3 separate regions of the Homo sapiens genome follow, and all the other regions are linked to region 2. A link is a contact called in ENCODE Hi-C or POLR2A ChIA-PET data. All regions are on one chromosome and are shown on one strand. Each heading gives the region's core, a stretch centred on a gene start or an enhancer-like site at or near the end of the contact. The rest is flanking DNA. Distances are from core to core; before and after follow the strand shown. Region 1 has its middle 40 kb from the start of ATG16L1. Region 2 has its middle 5.9 kb from the start of NEU2. Region 3 overlaps INPP5D (inositol polyphosphate-5-phosphatase D).

Evidence for each region. A loop is a pair of places that touch in the nucleus more often than their neighbours do. ChIA-PET counts read pairs that join two places held with the same protein, here RNA polymerase II (POLR2A). Pooled maps may share reads with other maps.
Region 1: a map of PC-3 shows a loop between it and region 2 (21-fold over the local background). The contact joins two enhancer-like sites. A Hi-C loop is called at or near these places in 2 of 168 maps with a recorded cell type or tissue (PC-3 and PC-9) and 2 of 50 pooled maps. POLR2A ChIA-PET finds 5 or more read pairs at or near these places in 2 of 52 experiments (Panc1 and WTC11).
Region 3: a map of PC-3 shows a loop between it and region 2 (12-fold over the local background). The contact joins two enhancer-like sites. A Hi-C loop is called at or near these places in 2 of 168 maps with a recorded cell type or tissue (PC-3 and PC-9) and 1 of 50 pooled maps. POLR2A ChIA-PET finds 5 or more read pairs at or near these places in 1 of 52 experiments (PC-9).

The regions. Positions count from the first base shown.
Region 1 is chr2:233,210,406-233,213,784 of GRCh38, forward strand. No RefSeq gene overlaps it. Among named protein-coding and RNA genes, the nearest start is that of ATG16L1, 40 kb to the right of the region's middle. Within about 2 kb of position 1,308, at least 5 of the 41 ENCODE cell types and tissues checked have a DNase peak (open chromatin) inside an H3K27ac peak, as active enhancers do.
Region 2 is chr2:233,025,045-233,028,533 of GRCh38, forward strand. No RefSeq gene overlaps it. Among named protein-coding and RNA genes, the nearest start is that of NEU2, 5.9 kb to the right of the region's middle. Within about 2 kb of position 1,532, at least 2 of the 41 ENCODE cell types and tissues checked have a DNase peak (open chromatin) inside an H3K27ac peak, as active enhancers do; they include PC-3 and PC-9, where a contact is called at or near this core.
Region 3 is chr2:233,163,976-233,167,542 of GRCh38, forward strand. INPP5D (inositol polyphosphate-5-phosphatase D) reads left to right here. Exons shown (of 27, transcript NM_001017915.3): 13 at 332-449. Among named protein-coding and RNA genes, the nearest start is that of ATG16L1, 86 kb to the right of the region's middle. RefSeq lists an enhancer at 1-297. Within about 2 kb of position 2,081, at least 12 of the 41 ENCODE cell types and tissues checked have a DNase peak (open chromatin) inside an H3K27ac peak, as active enhancers do; they include PC-3 and PC-9, where a contact is called at or near this core.

The sequences.
Region 1 (3,379 bases), core at 58-2,557, 190 kb after region 2:
ACTGAGCTCATCTCTGCAAAGCCCCTGGCTCGGCGCCTGGCCCTGCTGTAGGGGTTCAGTGAGTGTTATCCCGTTCCCTCATCCTTCGAGACAAGGCAGTGAGGGAGGGCACCGTGCACAGCATCGGAAAAGAAGCAAATAGAAGAGCTTTGGGGATGCAGGAACGTCCAAAGCAGAGGTAAAGGCAAGAGCACAAATTCATAAACAAGGCAGGCCATCCAGGGGGCAAGTCAAGGCTGTGAAAAGCCATGAAGAGCAGGGAGATAGATCAGGCTAAGGCATGGATAACTGAGGCCAGGAGGAACTAGATGAGGCCAGGTGGGCTATTTGAGGCTAAGGAGGAGCTAGTTGAGGTCAAGGAGAGGCGAGGTTAGTTGAGGCCAGGAAGACTAGTTTGAAGCCAGAGGTGCAGGTGGATTCTCTAGCTACACAGAGCACAGCTGCTCAGATGACCTGAGCCAATGGGAGCAGACCCAGCGGACGCATAGGAACACTTCATGGGGCAGTGCTGGGCAGTGTTTCTGGCCACCAGGGACATGTAGGCAGGTCCAGTCACCACAAAGCAGTTTTGTGCCCCACGGCGGTTCTGGACGCACCTGTCCCTGCGAGATTCGGCTCCTGCACTTGTCTCTCCCTCCTTCCGCTTTTTCTTCCTCCTTCCCTAACCATGTCAATGACTTGCAGTCCTGCCTCATTCTGCAGGGAATGGGGAGCCTTGGGGACTCCGGAGCACACAATGACGTGCTTGCTTAGCATTTAGGAAGGTCGAGAATAGGGTAAGGCCAGCAAGTCTCGGGGGTGCAAAAGGTAACCGACACTCACTCTCCAGTGCTCACCCTGAACTTGCACCACCTCAGATTTAAACATCCCCCCCACCCATCCCTGCCTTGCCTCCCCTTCATCCAAGCCCTGCAGAGCAGGCAGAAAAGTGAAAGTTAGATTCCAGAAGGAGCCGAATTCCTGTGGCTGAAAGGTGGCAACGCTCCAACCCGCAGCCCTGGCAGGGCCTTGGAAGAAGGAAGGGCTGGAGGTGCAGGCGGAAGAGGCTGTCCTCTGTATCATGTGGAATCCTGTTTTAGTGCACGGGCTATAAATTGAATTTCCAGGCCTTATTTAGAGTACATCCCCAGAAATGGTTTGTCCTGCTTCTGCTATTTTTAAAAAGCACTCTGTTTAGGTAGTAGTTGAGAGCACAGACTTGGGAGCCAAACTGCTTAAACACATCAAAAATGTGCCAGGCTGTGACCATTGTGCAGAAGAAGGCAACATGCCCAGCTTCCAGAAGAGGCCGATGCACAGGCCAGCAGTTACAGTGCCAGGTGGTAAGGGGTATGCAGACAAAAGCCCCCGGCCATGAATTTCCTTTCGGGATTAGCTGGGAAATGTTTCATGATTTAGTGTTAGTATTCAGAATGATAACCAGACTGGTGCTGAGGATCTTGGACTCTGGGGTCAGAACACTTGGGTTCAGCCCCCAGCCCTGCCACCTGCCACTGACTGGCAGGCCATATGACCGTGGCTAAGTACTTAACTTCAGTTTCTCCATCTGTAAAAAGGAGATGATAATGACATCAACCTCACGGAGGCCTTGTAAGGATTTATTTTTTTATTTTTTTAATTTAATTTTATTTATTTATTTTGAGACGGAGTCTCACTCGGTTGCCCAGGCTGGAGTGCAGTGGCACAATCTTGGCTCACTTCAAGCTTCGCCTCCTGGGTTCATGCCATTCTCCTGCCTCAGCCTCCCGAGTAGCTGGGACTACAGGTGCCCGCCACCACGCCCGGCTAATTTTTGTATTTTTAGTAGAGATGGGGTTTCACCTTGTTAGCCAGGATGGTCTCGATCTTCTGACCTCGTGATCCGCCCACCTCAGCCTCCCAAAGTGCTGGGATGACAGGCGTGAGCCACCGCGCCCGGGTGGCCTTGTAAGGATTAAAAGGCATGCTAATGTAAATAGCCCTGGCTGCAGGTAAGCACTCAATACATGTCACTGTTATCAACATGATGCTCTCACAAAGACAACGTAATTCTCCGTGTTCCCACCGCAGCCTCGACAGCTACAAGGCCACAGTTTTTACCATTTACAAGCCCTTCTCAAGGTGACTCCTTCGTTTCTGGACTCAGGGCCTGATCCTGGCCCCAGATCTGACAAGCGGCAGGGCCTTGGCCAGGTCACTCCTGCAGGCCACACCATTTGTGACACCTGTGACATGAGAAGTAAGGCCCTGTGCCTGCCAGGAGCGGCACGGCACCTGCAGCAGCACAGCCACCAAGCACAGCCACAGTCCCAGCACCCATGTGCCGGTGAGGTCCATCACTCATTCCCCATCCTCGGATGCCTTCTACAATCCGGTCTACAGGACCGGAATCCTGTCCGACCACCGATGACTCACACAAAGCAATGGGGGACCTGGGACAAGTGTGCCTCCATCTTGCAGGCTAACTCCTGGAGGAACTAACCCATGCGGAACTGCTCCCCACAGGGCAGGGGTTCTGGACCGAGACACTACTGACATGTGGGGCTGGGTCATTCTTCGGTGTGGCGCTGGCTGGTGCACCGCTTAGTGGCATCCCTGGCCTCTGCCCACTAGACGCTAGAACCCACCCCCAGACATTCCCAAATGTCACCATCTGGCAGAGAGAATGGCAGAATCACCCCCAGAAGTGGACAACTGCCACAGAGCAGTTCTGAGAAAAGGCTCCTCCTTCCTGAAGAAGGTGAAGATCCGAATTCTGACACCAAACACACACAAATACGCACGCATGCACACGTGCAGGAAGCTAGCAGGAGGGAGGTGCCCCGCACAAATCTGGAGAAATATCACAGGGCTCGGCTGGGCGTGTTGGCTCACGCCTGTAATCCCAGCACTTTGGCAGGCTGAGGCAGGCGGATCACGAGGTCAGGAAATCGTGACCAGCCTGGCCAACGTGGTGAAACTCCGTCTCTACTAAAAAATACGAAAATAAGCTGGGCATGGTGGCGGGCACCTGTAATCCCAGCTACTTGGGAGGCTGAGGGAGGAGAATCACTTGAACCCCGGAGGCGGAGGCTGCAGTGAGTGAGATCACATCGCTGCACTCCAGCCTGGGCAACAGAGCGAGACTCTGTCTCAGAAAAAAAAAAAAAAGAAAAGAAAACAAAGAAAGATCACAGGGCCCGTTAGGCTCCTTCCATTTCAAGGGGCGAAGATGCAGCAGGTCACCTCAGTGTTTCACGTGTCCGTGTGAAAAGACCACCAAACAGGCTTTGTGTTAGCAACATGGCCATTTATTTCACCTGGGTGCAGGCGGGCTGAGTCCGAAAAAGGAGTCAGCAAAGGGTGGTGGATTATCATTAGTTCTTAGAGGTTTTGGGATAGGTGGTGGAGTTTGGAGCAA
Region 2 (3,489 bases), core at 282-2,781:
AACATTTTAAGAAAATATTGGAGAGCACCGAAAGAGTGTCCAGCACTTTGTAAGGCCATATAAGTCTTATAAGTGTTTGGTATTATTATTATTATTATTATTATTTGAGGCAGAGTCTCGCTCTGTCACCCAGGCTGGAGTGCAGTGGCACGATCTTGGCTCATTGCAACCTCCGTCTCCTGGGTTCAAGTGATTCTCCTGCCTCAGCCTCCCGAGCAGGTGGAATTACAGGTGCCTGCCACCATGCCCAGCTAATTTTCGTATTTTTAATACAGAAGAGGTTTCACCATGTTGGCCAGGCTGGTCTTGAACTTCTGACCTCCGGTGATCTGCTAGCCTCAGCCTCCCAAAGTGCTGGGATTACAGGTGTGAGCCATTGCGCCCGGCCTGGTATTATTCTTATGAGGACACTTGGGGATTGATGTGGGTGGGTGTGAGTTGGGGCCAGGGCTGAGGCATTGCTGAGGATGAGAGATAAGAGCCCTCAAGCTGACCCTGGGGTCCTGTTTTTCTTTCCAACCTCCAGTGCCCAGCTTTGTCTCGACATACACATAAGACAAACACTTGAAAGACCAGCAGATTGCATAGAGGTTGGGGCGAGGAGGAGTCCCCAGCTTTCTGCCTCCACGCTGTCATCTCTTCCATAAGGAGCATCACTCCACACCTTCCAGGTCTTACAGAGTCCGGGATTAGTGAGGGCAAAAGAGGTGATCCCTGTAAAGTGCTTGTACAGGTTCTGGTCCTTGCAAACCCTAGCTAGGTGTTTGGCAACAATCGTAACCCTTCCATCCCCCGAAGAATGCAAATTCCACGAGAGCAAGGATCTTGGTCTGGTTTACTGATGATGTAACCCAAGTTCCTAGATCCATGCCAGGAACATGGTAGGAACACAGTAAATACTTGCTGCAAGAAATAATAACTTTGTCCCCACCCTCAAAGAGATTAGAATCTAGGCCGGGTATGGTGGCTCACGCCTGTAATCCCAACACTTTGGGATGCTGAGGTGGCAGGCCACCTGAGGTCAGGAGTTCGAGATCTGCCCCACCAACATGGTGAAACTTTGTCTCTACTAAAAATACAAAATTAGCCAGGCATGGTGGCAGGAGCCTGTAATCTCAGCTACTTGGGAGGCTGAGGCAGGAGGATGGCTTGGACCCTGGAGGCAGATGTTGCAGTGAGCCAAGATGGTGCCACTGCACTCCAGCCTGGGCAACAAGAGCAAAACTCCATCTCAAAAAAAAAAGAGAGATTAGAATCTAAAGGAGGAATCTGGAACACAGTCACAGACACTATGGAAATCAGTTCCAAATACTTTAACCTCATGTGTTCCCAAAGCCTCCCCCGGTTTGCTTTCCTGATCATGTTGATTCCTCTGCTCTCTAAGAACCAGGCCCCTCCCAGTCACCACTGTCTCTGCTTCATCCAGGTTTTTGTTTGATCTCACCTGGAAAACTGCAACATACTCACCTTCTGTGCTATTCCCCCCGAAACCAAAAGGGGCACTTACTAAAAATAAATCAGCTTGGGTCGCTCCCTTGTCTAAAAATGTTTGAAATCTTCCCATTGCCTCCAGGCTAAAATCCAACTCCTATGGCCAAGAAGCACATGCAAAGATGCTTAGCCTCCTTAGTCATCAGGGAAATGCAAATCAAAAGCCACAGTGAGATGCCACTTCACACCCACTAGGAAGGCTGGAATCAAAATAACTAAAAGGACATAATACCAAGTGTTGATGAGGATGTGGAGCAATTGGAACCTTCGCACATTTCCTGTGAAAATGTGGAGTGGTATAGCTGCTGTGGAAGATAATTTGGCAGATCCTCAAAAAGGTAAATACAAAATGACTGTATGACCCAGCAATTCCACTCCTAGGCAGATACCCCAGAAAACTGGAGGCATATATCTGCACAAAAACTTGTACACTAGTGTTCATAACAGCATTAGGCAAAATAGCCCAAAACACCAGAAACAGCCCAAATGCCCATCCGTTGATGAATTCATAAATAAAATGTGACTTATTAGCCAGGCCTGGTGGTGTGCATATGTAATCCCAGCTACTCAGGAGGCTGAGGCAGGAGAACCACTTGAACCTGGGAGGTGGAGGTTGCAGTGAGCCAAGATCGCACCATTTCACTCCAGCCTGGGAGACAGAGCAAGACTCTGTCTCAAAAAAAAAAAAAAAAAAAGTGACTTAGTCTATTTGTGTTGCTGTAACAAAATACCACAGACTGAGTAATTTATAAATAATAGAAGTTTATTTCTCTGGAGGCTGGAAAGTCCAAGATCAAGACACCAGCAGGTTCAATATCTGGTGAAGGCTCGGTCTCTGCTTCCAAGATGGTGCTGTTATATATAAAGTTTTGGTGCCACAAAAGGAATAGCACTCAAATATAAAATTTTCTTTTTAATTCTCAGCAAGACAAGTTACTTCTATAGAAGGGTGTGCTCTTACAGATGGAGCAATGGTGAGCACTCACTTGGACAAGGGAGGGGAAGGGGTTCTTATCCCTGACTCACGTGGCCCCTACTGCTGTGTCGTTCCCCTATTGGGTAGGGTTGGACCGCACAGGCTAAACTAATTCCTATTGGCCAATTTAAAGGGAATGATGGGATAAGTGATTTGGCGGGAATCAGGGCAGAGCAGGTAGCAGGTAATCGGAATAATCGGAATGAGTCAGGGTGGAAAGGTAATCGAAAAAGGTTGCTTTATGAGGAAGTTAAGTTTAAAAGTAGAAGGCAAAGAATTGAACATACTGACATATTAATTCTTTGAAAAGAAATTTAGAACTCATATCTAACAGTGCCTTGTTGCTGCATCCCCTGGAGGGGATGAACACTGTGTCCTCACATGGTGGAGGGGGACAAACCACTTCCCCAAATTCTTTCATAAAGGTTCTAGTCTCTTCCATCCTCACGGCCTGGTCCTACCTCTTAATACTATTGCTTTGGGAATTAAGTTTTGACATGAATTTTGAAGAGGATACAAGCATTCAAACCATAGCTGTGGTGTAGCCATACAATCAAATATTACTGAGCCATGAAAAGGAATGAGGTACTGACCCATGCTACAACCTGCACGAATCTTGGAAACATGGTGCTTGGTGGAAGATGCCAGTCCACGGGCCGCATAGCATATGACTGCATTTACATGAAATGGCCAGAATAGGCAAATCCAGAGAGACAGGACATAGATGAGTGGTTGCCAGGCGCTGAGGGGACTGGGTAATGGAGTGTAAATCAGAAGTAAAATGCTAAGCCCCCTCAGCCAACTGAGTGGACCCTTCCTCAGCTAAGGGCATTCCCAAGTTAACCTGAAAAACTAGTTCAGACCATGATGGGGAGTGGGGGTCAGAGGTCAGACGTGTCTCCCACCTTCCTCCTTTTGGAATTCAGATACAGCTGACCAGCATTAACATTAAAACAAATCTTTTTTTTTTTTTTTGAGGCGGAGTCTCGCTCTATCACCCAGGCTGGAGTGCTCACTGCAAC
Region 3 (3,567 bases), core at 831-3,330, 140 kb after region 2:
AGGGTGGGCTCAGCCTATCAGCTCTCAGTTTTCAAGGATGTCTGGAGGCCCCCACTGAGAGATGCGTCTGTATTCAGAAATAAATGGGATCTGTGGGGTATTGCTGAAAACCACTGAGTCCTCTATCTTCCCACCCTTGGTCAGCCCCGGTTCTCATCTTTAGGATGTTTTGTCTCGCCTATCAAGCATCGCTGGGAGTCCCCCGAAGGGTTGGGATTACAGACAGGATACCCCATACCCAGGGGCTGCGGCTGGGGCTGGGTGTGAATCACTGTGCCCTGGTTCACACCCTACACTTGGGCCGAGTATTGCAACGTTGTCCTCCCACCAGGTCGCCATCCACACGCTCTGGAACATCCGCATCGTGGTGCTGGCCAAGCCTGAGCACGAGAACCGGATCAGCCACATCTGTACTGACAACGTGAAGACAGGCATTGCAAACACACTGGGTGAGCAGGGCGGGGACCCTGTGTTCCTCCCACACCCTCTGCCTCAACTCTCGCGACCACATCATCCTGATCCCACCAGTAGTTCCCCGGGTTAAAAACAGAGAGCCTCACATCCTCAGATCCTGGCTCAGTCCTCAGCAAATAGGGGTGATTGGTCTCCCTGGCTGAAACTCACTCAGGGTCTACACCAGCAGTCCCAGGGATCTAGCTAAAATGCAGGTTCCGACCCAGTAGATCTTGGGTGGAGCTCAGGGTTCCAAGTTTCTGACAGGTTCCCAGGCGACTTGAGCGCTGCTGGTCGGCCCGTGGGACCCATTTTAAGAAGCAAGAACCTAGAAGAGGCATTGGCCAACTTTTGCAGGAAAGGGAAGGGCCTGACAGTAAATATTTCAGGCTTTGCAGGCCACTCAACACTATTCCTCTCTGCCTTTCTGGTGGGAAAGCAGCCATAGGCAACCCAGAAAGCGAATGGGAGTGACTGTGTTACCAGTGAGACCTTCCTTACAAGCACAGGCGGGAGGTGGCTGGCCCCTGCCCTCGGTCCCTGTGCACCAGGTTGGATCTGGAAACGCTGGTGTCAGTGGAGAGTTGCTGGCTTCAGAGAGCAGTAACAAGGGCAAGAAGTCTTCATAAGTGTAGGAGTGCAAGCCTGTGTGTTTGTGTAGGATGTGTGTGTGAGTAGGTCTGTGTATGTGAGTTTGTGTGAGTGACAGCGTGCATGTGAGTGTGTGAGCCTGTGTAGGTGTGTGAGAGTTTATGGATGTGTGTTTGTGAGCATGTTTATGTGAGTCAATGTGTGAGCGTACCACCCCATATCTATGAGTGTGTGTCTATATGTGTGTGAATCTATGCATGTGTTTGAGTGTGTCTATGTGAGTCTATGTATGTGAGTCCGTGTATGAGTGTACCACCCATATCTATGTGTGTGAGTGTCTGTATGTGTGAGTCCATGCATGTGTGTTTGTGTGTGTTTATGTGAGTCTACATATGTGAGTCCGTGTGTGAGTGTACCACCCCGTATCTATGAGTGTGTGTGTGTCCATGCATGTGTTTGTGAGTGTATTTATGTGAGTCTATGTATGTGAGTCCGTGTGTGTGTACCACTCCATATCTATGAGTGTGTGAGTGTCTATGTGTGTGTGTCCATGCATGTGTGTTTGTGAGTGTGTGTTTATGTGCATCTGTGTGTGAGTGTACCACCCCGTATCTATGAGTGTGTGAGAGTCCATGCATGTGTTTGTGAGTGTGTTTATGTGAGTCTATGTATGTGAGTCCATGTATGAGTGTACCACCCCATATCTATGAGTGTGTGAGTATCTGTGAGTCCATGTGTCTGTGTTTGTGAGTGTGTGTTTATGAGAGTCTAGGTATGTGAGGGTGGGTGTCCGAGTGCATGTGCATAAGTGCTAGAGCCTCTCTGTGTGTTTGTGTGTGTGTGTGTGTGTGCCCGTGTGTGCACGTGGGGTGGTATACACACAGGGCTCCAGGGCTGGCATCAGGGGCGAGGCCAGTGGTTTTTGGTGGTTGGAGTCAGTGGAGTCAGGAACAGGACAGAGTCCCAGAGATAACAGGAAATAGAAGAATTGCTGCAATCGAACGTGCAAAGCTCTCTCAACTTTTCTGCTGACAAACCGCAAACTGCCCGCGTCCACCCCCACTCGTCCCCCTTCCTTCCTGCCACAGTAGAAGGGTGGGGCTGGCGTGGCTATCCTGGCTGCGCCCACGCCCTCCTGCTGCCCAGCAACCGCCCCGGGTGTGGATTCCATCGCTCCCTGGGCTTCCAGTCCCTCCCACCAGCCCCTGCCCCGCTGTGCAGAATATGCTCGGACCTCCTAGGGCCACATAAAACCACCCCCTCAGCCAGACCAGTTCCTGGTCATCCTGGCCTCAGGGCTGGGCACTGGGTCAGCTTCTGAGCAGGCAGGAGCTCTGCTCATGTGGACCTGACACACATTGCATGAGCAGACGGGAGGAAAAGAAGCCAGTTCCTGGGAGGGAGTGCACTGGCGAAGGAGTGTGTGGCGTGGGCAGAGAGCAGAGGTCAGGGGCCTCCCTGAGAAGGGCAGTGCGACTGGCATCTGAGGGGTGAGGAGAAAGGCCTGGCCAGAGTCCCAGCTTTATGACCATTGCAGGGCAGCTTCTGGGCTGTGCAGCTCACACACACCTTCCCCTCCTTCCCCTCCTTCCCCTCCTCTCTGCCCTGGGGCCAGCCTCCCTCCTCCACTCCCCTGAAATGGCTCCCAGCCATAATTAGCACAGGACAGAAACAGCAAATGCTGGTCGGTGTGGTAGGCTCACGCCTGTAATCCCAGCACTTTGGAAGGCCGAGGCCGGTGGATCACTTGAAGTCAGGAGTTCGAGACCAGCCTGGCCAACATGGTGAAATCCCATCCCACTAAAAATACAAAAATTAGTTGGATGTGGTGGTGCGCACCTGTAATCCCAGCTGCTTGGGAGGCTGAGGCAGGAGAATCGCTTGAACCCGAGAGGTGGAGGTTGCAGTGAGCTGAGATCATGCCACTGCACTCCAGCCTGGGTGACAGAGCGAGACTCTATCTCAAAAAAAAAAAAAAGTCCTTAGAACAACCAAGGCCTTTCTAAGAGTGTGCCCTAAGCAAGGCTGTGTGCTGAATGCTTTGAATCATCTCATTTGATATAAACACCCTGCTAGGCACGATGGCTCATGCCTATAATCCCACACTTTGGGAGGCCAAGGTGGGAGGACCTCCTGAGACCGGGAGTTTGAGACCAGCCTGGGCAACATAGGAAGGTACCATTTCTACAAAAAAAAAAAAAAAAAAAATGGCATAGTAGTGCATGCCTGTGGGCCCAGCTACTCAGGAGGCTGAGGTGGGAGGATCACTTAAATCTGGGAGGTCAAGGCTACAGAAAGCCATGATTTTGCCACTGCACTCCAGCCTGGGCGACACAGACTTTGTCTCAAATTAGAAAAAAAAATACAAACACTCGGGCAGGGACTCTTATTATTCCCATTTGCAGATGAAGAAACAGAGTCTATGGAGATGATCCATAACTTGCCCAAGGCCCCGGGATAAGAATGTGGTGGGCAGGGATTGAAACCAGGCTGTCGGGACTGGAACCAGTTGCTCAGTTCCAG